2 separate regions of the Homo sapiens genome follow, and region 2 is linked to region 1. A link is a loop called in an ENCODE intact Hi-C map of the cell type or tissue named here. Cell type or tissue: K562. All regions are shown on one strand. Each heading gives the region's core, and the rest is flanking DNA. Links, peaks and the distances in the headings are about the cores only. Region 1 overlaps LINC00905 (long intergenic non-protein coding RNA 905). Region 2 has its middle 4.1 kb from the start of FAM32A.

Region 1 (6,385 bases), core at 1,920-4,419:
CGGGGGCATGTGGGAGTTCTATATTTAGCTTTTTGAGAAACTGCCAGATTATTTTCCATAGTGGCTGCACCATTTTGCATTCCCACCAGCAATGCACAAGGATTCCAATTTCTCCACATACTTGCTGACATTTGTAGTTATATTTTTGCTTATAGCCACCTCAGGGAGTGTGAAGTGTGAAGTCTTTCTCTCTCTTTTTTTTTTTTTTGAGATAGTCTCACTCTGTCATCCAGGCTGGAGTGCAGTGGCGTGATCTCAGCTCACTACCTCCGCCTCCTGGGTTCAAGGGATTCTCCTGCCTCAGCCTCCTGGGTAGCTGGGATTACAGGCATCAGCCACCACTCCCCACTAATTTTTGTATTTTTAGTAGAGACAGGGTTTTGCCATGTTGGTCAGGCTGGTCTCAAACTCCTGACCTCAAGTGATCCTCCTGCCTTCACCTCCCAAAGTGCTGGGATTACATGCCTGGCCTCATTTTGGTTTTGATTTGCATTTATCTGATGGCTAATCATGTTGAACATCTTTTCATGTTCCAACATTAAAAATTTTTTTTTCTTTTTTTTGTAGAGATAGGGTCTCACTATGTGTGTTACTCAGGCTGGTCTCAAACTCCTGGTCTCAATGGATCCTCCTGCCTTGGCCTCCCAAGGCACTGGGGTTACAGTTGTGGGCCATTGTGTAACAGTTTTGTACAGGCATATTGATTTAAAAACTAAATATTGCACCACCAGAGTAGTGTGAACACTATAAAACATGTTTTCCAAACTGAAATTAACAGGGGAAGCTATTAGCATATAATAAACTCTTGGGTGTGTCATACCATCTTAATACTGATACTAAGAATAGCCAGTACTTTGATGCATGCCTTGGGGCAAAATTCATGGTTAAGGGTCGTGGATGGGTCCCTCACAACCTGGCTCCACTTGTCCTTGCCAGTCTCCTCTGTAGTCATTTCCCACTCCCTACTGTATCCTGAAACCAGGTTTTCTTGAGCTGCAGGGCCTTTGCCTCTGCAGTTTCCTCTGCTTGGAATGTCCCTGTTCCTACAGACGATTCCTCATACCCTGCTTTCCATACCAAGCCCAAGCACCTTCTATGGGACATATTCCTGTCACTACTCCCCATTTCCGGGCCCTTGCTCTGGCCCATCCCTAAACATCCATTCACCCATTCATCTCTCCATCCCTCCTTTCATCCCTTTATCCATCTACCCATCCCTCCATTCCTTCATTCATCCATCCATCCACCCAGTCATTCATCCCTTTATCCCTCCCTTCATCCCTTCATCCATTCATCCATCTACCCATTCATCATCCATCCCTCCATCCACTCATTTATTCATCCATCCTCTGCCCATTCATCCCTCCATCCCTTCATCCATCCACCCATCCATCCCTCCATCCCTCCCTCCATCCATTCATCCATCTACCCATTCATCCATCCCTCCCTCCATTCCTCCATCCATCCACCCATCCATCTACCCATTCATCCCTTCATCCCTCCATCCATTCGTTTATTCATCCATCCTCCACCCATTCATCCATCCATCCATCCATCCATCCACCCACCCATCCACCCCTCCTTTCCTCCCTCCCTCCATTCATCCATCTACCCATTCATCCCTTCATCCCTCCATCCATTCGTTTATTCATCTATCCTCCACCCATTCATCCCTCCATCCCTTCATCCATCCACCCATCCATCCCTCCATCCCTCCCTGCATCCATTCATCCATCTACCCATTCATCCATCCATCCCTCCATTCCTCCATTCATCCATCCATCCATCCATCCATCCATCCATCCATCCATCCACTCATTCATCCTTCCATCCCTTCATCCATCCACCCATCCAACCATTCATCCCGGCCTCTCTCCTTCCCTCCCTCCCTTCCTTCATTGAACACACAGGCCAGTGATGTCTGTGTCTGGCTCTGTGCTCCAACCCCCAGAGAGGAGCCTCTCAAGAGTAGGGTTTTGGGTTGAGCTTTCTCTACTGCCCCGACACGGCTCAGCACAGGGCTGTTGTTGAATGTGCCTGATTTTGCAGGATGACTTTGTGAGCCAGTATTCATATTTTTGCAATGAGGTCATATGTATTTTGAGTGGCATGGGAAGGCCCTACAAGGACAAGCCTATCATGCTTATGCACCTGTGTTCATTCATTCATTCATTCATTCATTCATTCATTCATTCATTCATTCGTTATTGAGCCCTTAGGATGTTCCAGGTGAAGACAAACAGTATCTTGTCCCTTGGGACCAGGGAAGGTTTTCCTGAAGTGGTAACACTGAGCTAAAATATGAAGGATGAATGGGAGGTGAATTGGCTGATGTGGGAAGGGAAGGGTGATGGAGGCCAAAGGGAACAGCATAGGTGAAGGCAGAGGGCTGTATGGCACATCCCTGGGTACCTGCACTCGTGGAGGACTTGTTTAATATCAAACATTAAAAGGCACTCACATTGAATGTATTTCTTCCTGTTAAAACAAGAAGAAGCTGGGTGCGGTGGCTAACACTTATAATCCCAGCACTTTGGGAGGCCGAGGCAGGAGGATCACTTGAGCCCAGGAGTTTGAGACCAGCCCTGGCAACATAGTGAGACCCTGACTCTAAAAAAATAAAAAAAATTAGTCGGGCGTGGTGGTGTGCATCCTCGCAGCTACTTGGGAGGCTGAAGTGGGAAGACGGTTTGAGTCCAGGAATTTGAGGCTGCAGTGAGCTGTGATTGCGCCACTGCACTCCAGCCTGGGCAACAGAGCAAGACCCTGATACACACACACACAAAGTTAAAAAAGTAGAAAGGATCGTTATCTTTTTGCTTTTGAAGTTATTGGGGTCCCATTAAACTCATATGCTTCTTGGGCATGTACAGGCATTCTTGCCAACAGAGAACATCTAACCCACAAAAACTTTCCAACGTGATGACACCGTGGGGGGGATTCTGGAGCCAACAGTGAATCCAGGTGGCACTATGTCTAGCTAAGTAGACATTTCCTTCAAGCGTTCATTGATTTTGATTTTGCAGCCTTGCTTTTACGTTGTCAAATATCAAAGTGTGTGGTTTTACAGTTTTTTTTTCCTTCCAGGTCTTTAACGTTTTCGGGGACCTCTGGAAAACCTACAGGCGCGGCCCTGGGAAGCTCTGGGTCCCTAGGAGGGGAGGTGACTCCGCGGCGTCCCGGGAATGATCCTCGCGGAGCTCGCGAGGTACTAGCGCCCCCCAGCGTCTGGATTGAGAAACGCACCCTGCGAGGGTGGAGAACCAGCCCAGCCCCAAAGTGAGGTGGCAGAAAAACGAACTCACGGCCAAGGACTGGCTGAGGTTAGCCAGAATTGTGTAAATGTGTTTTGTCTTGCTGGGCTGCCCCCTCTCCTGGTCCTTTGGCTAGGGAGAACAGGATTTTGTTTGGGATTTTTCTTTTGCTTTTTTCGACTGTGCCTGTTGGCGTTCGCGGGTTGCCAGCTTCTTCAGGTCCAAGCCTGGGCTGTATGTGGCGAAAAACAAAACAAAACACCAAAGAATTGACTTTCGTGTCATTCCTTGGGTCCTGAAATTCCCACTGTGTCTGCCTTCCCTCCATCATTCAGAGTCTTACATTTTTCTAGTTTGATCCAATTTCCCAATCACTTTTTATTTTGACAAAGTTGTAAATATGATGCATAGAACATGTTTTGACATAGGCGTACAGCGTAAAATATCTAAATCAAGCTAATTTAACATTTCCTTGACATACCCGTGACCATACCTCCATGCTTATCTCTTTTTCTGTGGTAAGAACACTTAAAATTTGCTCAGCAATTCAGTTTTTTTATATTGAAAAAAAAAAAAAAAAAAAAAGAGATGAGGTCTCACTATGTCGCCCAGGCTGGTCTCAAACACCTGGCCTCAAGTGATCCCCCTCAGTCTCCCAGCGTGCTAGGATTACAGGTGTGAGCCACTGCGCCCAGACTACTCAGCATTTTTCAAGAATAAAATACATTGACTAGAGTCACCATGTTGAACAATTCCTCTTGTGCCCTTTGGCCAATATCTGTTCAGTCCCTCCTCCCTCCCTCAGTCCCTGGAGCCACCATTCTACTTGGGAGTTCAGCTTTTTAGATTCCACAAGTGAGACAGGAAGTATTTGTTTTTCTGTGCCTGGCTTATTTCACTGAACGTCTTCCGGGTTCATCCACGTAAACACAAGCTTTGTTTTTAAAGGCTGAATCTTATTCAGAGTCTTATGTTTTTATGTATGATGTCTGGCCCAGGGTTTTAGTTGTGCTTCGTGGGAGGAATGGGAAAAATTATGTATACCTTGTCCATTTGAATTTGAGAAATGTGCATGATTACACGATCACGTTTTGATCATATGCATGGAATCACAACATATGTATTTTGGTCAACAGCTTCTTATTTCCTTTGTTCTGCCTTCCTCCCTCCCCTCCTCCACGTCCAGTTCTCTCCATCTTTCAAATTCAGGCTCACTCCTTCTCCCATGGATTACTCCAATTGTTCCCCCTTTTTATCGCTATTGGTCATGTCTGGACTTGGAATAAACCCTTTCTGTCCACATGGGCCCTGTCTGCCTGCTGACCTTCCTCTCACTCCTGGCCTCAACATCATCATTCATTCATCAAACACTAAGTGTCTCATTTTGGGGGCACCCCTGAACCTGTGATCCCTCGGAGTTGACCGGGCAAGAAGATCTCCTTACGAAGCAGAGACAGCAAGTGGCGGGGGTGGGGGTGGGGGGGCCCAGTTGGCACAGGATTAAAATACAAGGGCACCCAACCTCACCAGTCATGAGGAACAAGAAGCCACCATGAGGCATTTCAAACCCAACACCCAACATAAATGAAAAGTCTGGCAACACCAGCAGTTTTGGAGGCAGGTAGAAACCCTCAATGGTGGGAGAGCACATTGGTGAAATCACTGTGAAGAATGTGGAAATACCTGGAAATGTTGAAAACGTCCAGATTCTGAAGCTTAGCCTCTCCCCACTTGGCTTTATACCCTAGTGAGCTCCATGGAACTTAAGAAAATGGCTTTGGTCTGGGGCCAAACCCATTTTCTTAGATGGGTTGACTTAAGAAGATGGGCCCTTGTCTGTGGGTAGATGGTCACGGGGGACCGGGTCAGTGGTGGCTTGGTCACTGGGGGGGACTGATCAGTGGGACCCAGTCTGCAGGGCTTGGTCAGCACAGAACACGATCAGTCCGGCTTAGTCAACAGGACCTGGTGGGTGGGGACCTGGTGAGTGGGGGCCTGGTTAGTGGGGACTTAGTAAGGACGAGGTCAGCTGGCTGCTGGGTGACCTCAGGCAGGGGGTTTGTCCTAGAAGCCTCCTTTCTTCCATTTGTAGGGGAGATGAAATCAACTGCACCCCAGAGAGCTACTGGGAGGAGGAGAAGTGCATTGAATATGGCCCTGCTATGCAGATTTAGTACCGTATACACTGAGTCCCTCCCGAGGGAGGGGGTTTCACCCACGGCACTGCCCTGCCCTGCCTGCATCCCCAGGACCACCCTGCCTGAAGGCAGAGGCTGGGGCGCACCTGTGGATGCTCTGATGCTGACCACAGGCCCTGGGGTGACAGTGATGAGGACATGGGGGCACACGTGATTGGGGAAGCCAGGGCCGGCCGGAGGAGAGACACACGCTCACACGCACCCGCACATATCCACCTGCACTCAAGTGCACAGACGCATTGCACGCACACGTCGACAGTTCAGGAGGGGCAGAGGATGCCGTCTCTGGGCCCTGCTGACCCATGCAGGGCTCCGTTGTGATGGGTGCCGTGAGCCCACAATGTCACCATTACCCAACACCCAGGTACCTGCCCGGCTCTGTGTCGTAGAGCAGTTGGAGACACAGTGTGAGTGGGTTCTGCCCAAAGGACGCTTTTCTCTTTTCTAGGTGAGAGGCACATCTCTGCACGGCTGCTTGATCAGACTTAGGAGAGCGTGACCTGCTCTCTTCCCTCCCTGCTGACTTGGGGACAGTCGCTACTGGGTGGGCGGCAGCTGCCCGAGGAGGGTCATCCTCGAGTGCTCACTGGGTGCCCGTTCTGTGCTGACCAGGCAGACAGTCATCCTGTTCATCCTCACAGTGACTCTGTTCCAGGAACATGCCAGGAAGACCCCCAGCCCCACTCCCCAGGACAGACCTGGACTGGCCCAGGGACAGCACCCTCACACTGTCCCCATGACCCTTTGCTTCAGTCTGGAGGGCCAGGCTGGGCCTGTTGTGCTGAGCAGGACACTGAGTCCTCCCAGACAAGGAGCCCACCTTGACAAGACCCAGATCAAAGGCAGGAGTGTGGTGGGCACCTCCTCACCCAGGCCTCCCCCTGGCCATGGCCTCCTGTGCACAGCTGGAAGCCAGGGGTGGCTGCAAAAGGA
Region 2 (6,385 bases), core at 549-3,048, 140 kb before region 1:
GCAGGAGAATCGCTTGAACCCGGGAGGCGGAGGTTGCAGTGAGCTGAAATCACACCACTGCACTCCAGCCTGGGCGACAGAGAGAGACTCCATCTCAAAAAAAAAGTACATATATATTTAAATCAGCACTTTGGGAGACCAAGGTAGGCGGTTCACGTGAGGTCAGGTGTTGGAAACCAGCGTGGCCAACATGGCGAAACCCTGTATCTACTAAAACAAAACAAAACAAAACACAAAAAGCAAAAATTAGCTGGGCATAGTAGCCTGCGCTTGTAGTCTCAGCTACTTGGTAGGCTGAGGCAGGAGAAGCGCTTGAACCCGGGAGTCGGAGGTTGCAGTGAGCCAAAATCGCACCACTGCACTCCAGCCTGGTCAACAGACAAAGACTCCGTCTCAAAAAAAAAAAAAAAAAAAAAAAATCAATAGAGATAGGGTATTGCTGTGTTGTCCAGGTTGGTCTCAAACTCCTGTCCTCAAGCAGTCCTCCTGAAGCATTAGAATTACAGGCGTGAGCCACCACCCCTGGCCCTTTCTTTCTTTCTTTTCATCCTTTCAGTACTGTGCGGTTTTCTTACATACGATGTGTACATGCATATATCTTTTTTTTTTTTTTTGAGACAGAGTCTCGCTCTGTTGCCCAGGCTGGAATGCAGTGGCACGATTTTGGCTCACTGCAACTTCCACCTCCCAGGTTCAAGAGATTCTCCTGCTTCAGCCTCCTGAGTAGCTGGGATTACAGGCGCCCACCACCATGCCCCGCTAATTTTTGTATTTTTAGTAGAGATAGGGTTTTGCCATGTTGTCCAGGCTGGTTTCGAACTCCTGAACTCAGGTGATCCGCCTGCCTCAGCCTCCCAAAGTGCTGGGATTACAGGCGTGAGCCACCGTGCCCGGCCCTTGAATATATCTTTTTAATGTCAGCAGAGGACTATCGGAATTTTTGGTTTCTTCTCTATTTCCCTCTGTATCAAAAACCTAGTAAAAAAAAAAACTATTATGGGAAAAATTTAAAAAGGCTGTGCCTACCAAGTATCTGTGAAGATGTGTTGAAACTGGAACTCAAACGTGCTGCTGTTGTGAATGTAAAATGGCATAAACAGTTTAGAAATCAGTCTGACAGTTCTTTAAAAGATTAAGCATTCACTTATACTATGACAAAAGAATTAGATTCCTACGTTTTAACCCAAGTGAAATGAAAGTATAGACCCATATAAAATTGTGTAAATGAATGTTCACTGCAGATTTATTTGTAATAGCCAACAAATTAGAAACAGCCCTAATACTGCCCTAGATAAATGAATGAACACAATCCGTGCCCACAAATCTTGGCTGACTTTTGCAACCAATGGAATTACTAGGTCCAAGGTTATGCACGTTTGCACGTTTTATTTCTCATAGATTTTGTCCAAATTGTGCCAGGGTGGCTTTTTTTTTTTAATTGCTGGCGGGGGGTGGGGTAGTGGGGAGAAGGCAAAGGAGGTGGAGAAGAGAGAAGCAAACGTCCCCAAATCTACCGGACACAAGAAAAAGGAGGGCACAGGGGCTGCCTTTCTCAGTCTTACCTGCAGGGGGCAGCAAGTCACTGCCTAATTATCCGTCCACACCTGGAAAAGACTGTGCAGAGGGGCTTCTGGTACCAGGGGATGGGGGCTGCCAGCACTTTTGTGTCAAAAGCAAGGCGATCTTTTTGCCGGGCGCGGTGGCTCACACCTGTAATCCCAGCACTTTGGGAGGCCGAGGCGGGCGGCTCACGAGGTCAGGAGATGGAGACCATCTTGGCCAACATGGTGAAACCCCGTCTCTACTAAAAATAAAAAAAATTAGCCGGGCGTGGTGGCGCGAGCCTGTAATCCCAGCTGCTCAGGAGGCTTGAGGCGGAGAATCACTTGAACCCGGGAGGCGGAGGTTGCAGTGAGCGGAGATCGTGCCACTGCACTCCGCCCTGGCGACAGAGCAAGACTCCGTCTCAAAAAAAAAAAAAAAAAAAAAAAAGAAAAGAAAAAAATTAGCCGGATGTGGCGGGGCACACCTGCGGTCTCAGCTCCTCGGGAGGCTAAGGCAGGAGGATCACTTGAGCCTGGGTGTAGGTGTTCGAGGGTGCAGTGATTTAGGATCTTGATTGATGCACTCTAGCTTGGGCACTAGAGCAAGACCCTATCTCAAAAAAAAAAAAAAAAAAAAAAAGGAAAAGAAAATGATTATGTTGAGTCTTGAATACAAATTAAAAAAAAACTACAAAAAAAGAAAAAGAAATAGTAACGTGCCAATGTTAAATTCTTAGTAGTGCTAAATATGCTGTGGTTGTGTAAGATGTTAACATTAGAGCCGGGCTCAGTGGCTCACACCTGTAATCCCAGCACTTTGGGAGCCGAGGCGGGTGGATCATTTGAAGTCAGGAGTTTGAGACTAGCCTGGCCAACATGATGAAACTGCGCCTCTACTGAAAATACAAAAATTAGCCAGGCGTAGTGACGCACACCTGTAGCCCCAGCTACTGGGTAGGCTGAGGCAGGAGAATCGCTTGAACCCAGGAGGCAGAGGTTGCAGTGAGCCGAGATTTTGCCATTTGCTATTTCACTCCAGCGTGGGTGACACGGTGAGACTACATCTCAAAAATAAATAAATAAATAAATAACAAAAAAAAAAAACCATTAGAGGAAGCAGGTCAAAAGGGTTATGGGAGCTGTCTGTATCATCCTTGCACTTAAATTAAATTAGTTAATTTGTTTATTGAAATGGAGTCTCACTCTGTCACCCAGGCTGGAGTGCAGTGGCACGATCTTGGCTCACTGCAACCTCGACCTCCCAGGTTCAGGCAATTCTCCTGCCTCAGCCCCTGCAGTAGGTGGGATTACACACATGTGCCACCACATCCGGCTATTTTTTTTTTTTTTTTTTGAGACAGAGTCTTGCTCTGTCATCCAGGCCGGAGTGCAGCAGCGCGATCTCGCTTACTACAACCTCTGCCTCCCAGGTTCAAGCGATTCTCCTGCCTCAGCCTCCCGAGTAGCTGGGACTACAGGCACATACCACCACGTATGGCTAATTTTTTGTATTTTTAGTAGAAATGGGGTTTCTCCATGTTGGCCAGGCTGGTCTCGAACTCCTGACCTCAAGTGATCTGCCTGCCTTTGCCTCCCAAAGTTCAGGGATTACAGGTGTGAGCCACTGCGCCCAGCCCATCCTTGCAATTTTAATGTAAATTTAAAATTATTTCAAAACTAAAAGTTTATTAGGAAAAGAAAGAGGCTGGGCATGGTGGCTCATGCCTGTAATCCCAGCACCTTGGGATGCTGAGGCGGGTGGTTCCCCTGAGGTCAGGAGTTCAAGAACAGCTTGGCCAACATGGCGAAACTCTGTGTCTACTGAAAATACAAAAATTAGCCAGGCGTGGTGGCAGGCGCCTGTAATCCCAGCTACTCGGGAGGCTGAGGCAGGAGAATCACCTGAACTTGGGAGGCGGAAGTTGCAGTGAGCCGAGGTCACACTACTGTACTCTAGCCTGAGTGACAGAGCAAGACTGCAAGACTCCATCTCCAAAAAAAAAAAAAGGGAAAAGAAAGAATCTGTAAAGGAATTAAGTGAGGGTGGGGCTTGACTTTCTAGCCAGCTTTGCAATAATGTCAGGCTTGCTGAGTGAGCTCCCACTTCAGGAATGTAGCTAAGCGCATGGGATTCCACACCCCCATTCCTCACATCCTAGGGGATTTTCTTCCTAGCCTCTGCCTCCATTCTGTGAGTTTTGAAGCGGATGCTTTTAATGGGTGTGCATGTATAGGCAATGAGAATGCTCCAACAGTACTTTCGAGATGCATCTTGATTTTGGAGGTATTAAAATGTGAAACAAAATGTGTTTAAATGGAGGGGAAGTAATTTTTTTAATTAAACTTTTAATTTGAAATAATTGAAGGCTCACATGCAGTTTTAAGAAATAAACAGAGGCGAGGCATGGTGGTTCACGTCTGTAATCCCAGCACTTTGGGAGTCTGAAGCGGGCAGATCCCTTGAGCCAAGGAGTTCAACACCAGCCTGGGCAACATGGTGAAACCCTGTCTCCTCCCAAAATACAAAAGTTAGCTGGGTTTGGTGGCAGGTGCTTGTAGTCCTAGCTACTCAAGAGGCTGAGGCAGGAGGATTGCTTCAGCCAGGGAGTTTGGGGCTGCAGTGAGCTATGATGGCACCACTGCACTCGAGCCTAGGCGACAGAGTGAGACCCTGTCTTTAAAAAAAAAAATTCCTCTTGTTGCTCTTTTGTAGCCATACACACTTATCCCCTCACCTCCATTCCTGCACAGCTGGCAAACAGGGATCTGTTCTCTATTTCTCTGATGTTGTCATTCATTTTAAGAATGTGATATAGCCAGGCACGGTGGCTCACGCCTGTAATCCCAGAACTTTGGGAGGCCGAGGTGGGTGGAACACGAGGTTAGGAGATCGAGACCATCTTGGCTAACACGCTGAAACCCCGTCTCTACTAAGAAAAATACAAAAAAATTAGCCGGGCGTGGTGGCGGGCACCTGTAGTCCCAGCTACTCGGGAGGCTGAGGAAAGAGAATGGCGTGAACCTGGAAGGCGGAGCTTGCAGTGAGCGGAGATCACGCCACTGCACTCCAGCCTGGGCGACAGAGCGAGACTCCGTCTCAAAAAAAAAAAAAGAATGTGATATAAATGGAATCATACAATATGTAACCTGCTAGGATTGGTTTGTTTTCCACTCAGCATAATGCCCTAGAAGTTCATCCAAGTCGTAATATTTACCTTTTCTATTCTCCAGTAATTTTCTATGGTATGGACGTATCCATTTGCTTAAACATTCACATGTGGGTTGTTTCCAGTTTGGGGTTATTAAGATAAAACATCTGTTACAGATTTTTATGTGAACATAAGTTTCCATTCCTTTGAAATTGCCCAAAAGTGTAATTACGGTAGCTGCATATTTAAACTACATTAACAAAAAATTGTGATAAAGGCTGGGTGTGGTGGCTCATGCCTGTAATCCCAACACTTTGGGAAGCGGAACAAAAAAATAATGGTAAAGTCTGGGCGAGGTGGCTCACACCTGTAATCCCAGCACTTTGGGAAGCCGAGGCGGGTGGATCACCTGAGGTCAGGAGTTCAAGACCAGCCTGATCAACATGGTGAAACCCCGTCTCTACTAAAAATATAAAAATTAGCCGAGTGTGGTGGCGGGCGCCTGTAATCTCAGCTACTCAGGAGGCTGAGGCGGGAGAATCACTTGAACCCGGTAGGTGGAGGTTGCAATGAGCTGAGATCACGCTATTGCACTCCAGCCTGGGCGACAAGAGCGAAACTTCATCTCAAAAAACAAACAAAAAACCCCCTAAGACATTGTGGTAAGAACACAATGTGTGATTTGCCTTCTTCTTCTTCCTCTTCTGTTTTTAGAGACAGGGTCTGTTGCCCAGGTTGGAGTACAGTGGCACAATCATGACTCACTGCAGCCTCAACCTCCTGGGCTCAAGCAATACTCCCACCTCAGCCTCCCAATAGCTGGTACCATAGAGCATGCCACCACATCTGTCTAGATTTTGTATTTTTTGTAAAGACAAAGTTTCATCATGTTTCCCAGGCTGGTCTTGAACTCCTGAGATCAAGTGATCCACCCGCCTTGGCTTCCCAAAGTGCTAGGAATACAGGTGTGAGCTGCTGTGCCCGGCTGATAGTTTTAATTTTTTTTGAACCTTCATACTGTTTTCCATAGCAGCTACACCATTTTGCATTCCCACCAACTATGTAAGTGTTCCAATTTCTCCACACCCCTGACAACACTTGTTGTCTTTTGTTGTTGTTGTTGTTGTTTTGGTTTGGTTTGGTTTTTTTGAGACGGAGTCTCACTCTGTCACCCAGGCTGGAGTGCCGTGGCGCGATCTCAGCTCACCATAACCTCCGCCTCCTGGGTTCAAGTGATTCTCCTGCTTCAGCCTCCAGAGTAGCTAGGATTACAGGCATGTGCCACTACGCCTGGCTCGTTTATATATTTTTAGTAGAGACAGGGTTTCTCCGTGTTGGCCAGGTTGGTCTCGAACTCCTGACCTCAGGTGATCCACCCACCTTGGCCTCCCAAAATGCTGGGATTACAGGTGTGAGCCACCTCGCCTGGCCAAAATTAATTTTTCTATGTCAGGCTGGGTGTAAATTTTCTATGCCAGGCTGACTCACACCTGGCCTGGTGTGCAATCCAAACACTTTGGGAGGCTGAGGCAAGAGGATCACTTGAGCCCAAAAGTTTGAGAACAGCTTGAGCAACATATTGAGACCTCATCTCTACAAAAAATACAAAAAATGCAGATCACGAGGTCAGGAGATCGAGACCATCCTGGCTAACACGGTGAAACCCCATCTCTGCTAAAAATATAAAAAATT

The links. Hi-C counts contacts between places; a loop is a spot of excess contacts. Peaks named below come from ENCODE experiments on the same cell type or tissue, not always from the same donor. Only the 100,000 strongest peaks of a DNase experiment are listed, where the experiment ranks them.
Region 2: it touches region 1 in a loop (11-fold over the local background); 106 of 110 quality-filtered maps call a loop at or near these places.

What each region holds. Positions count from the first base shown.
Region 1 is chr19:16,038,540-16,044,924 of GRCh38, reverse strand. It overlaps LINC00905 (long intergenic non-protein coding RNA 905), which reads right to left. Exons shown (of 5, transcript NR_024335.2): 5 at 2,790-3,486. Among named protein-coding and RNA genes, the nearest start is that of LINC00905, 8.0 kb to the right of the region's middle. In K562, for the core only: a CTCF peak has its summit at 3,226 (motif pointing left); a DNase peak (open chromatin) is centred at 3,224.
Region 2 is chr19:16,178,089-16,184,473 of GRCh38, reverse strand. No RefSeq gene overlaps it. Among named protein-coding and RNA genes, the nearest start is that of FAM32A, 4.1 kb to the left of the region's middle. RefSeq lists enhancers at 1-57, 1,281-1,780, 5,507-5,576. In K562, for the core only: a CTCF peak has its summit at 1,562 (motif pointing right); a DNase peak (open chromatin) is centred at 1,543.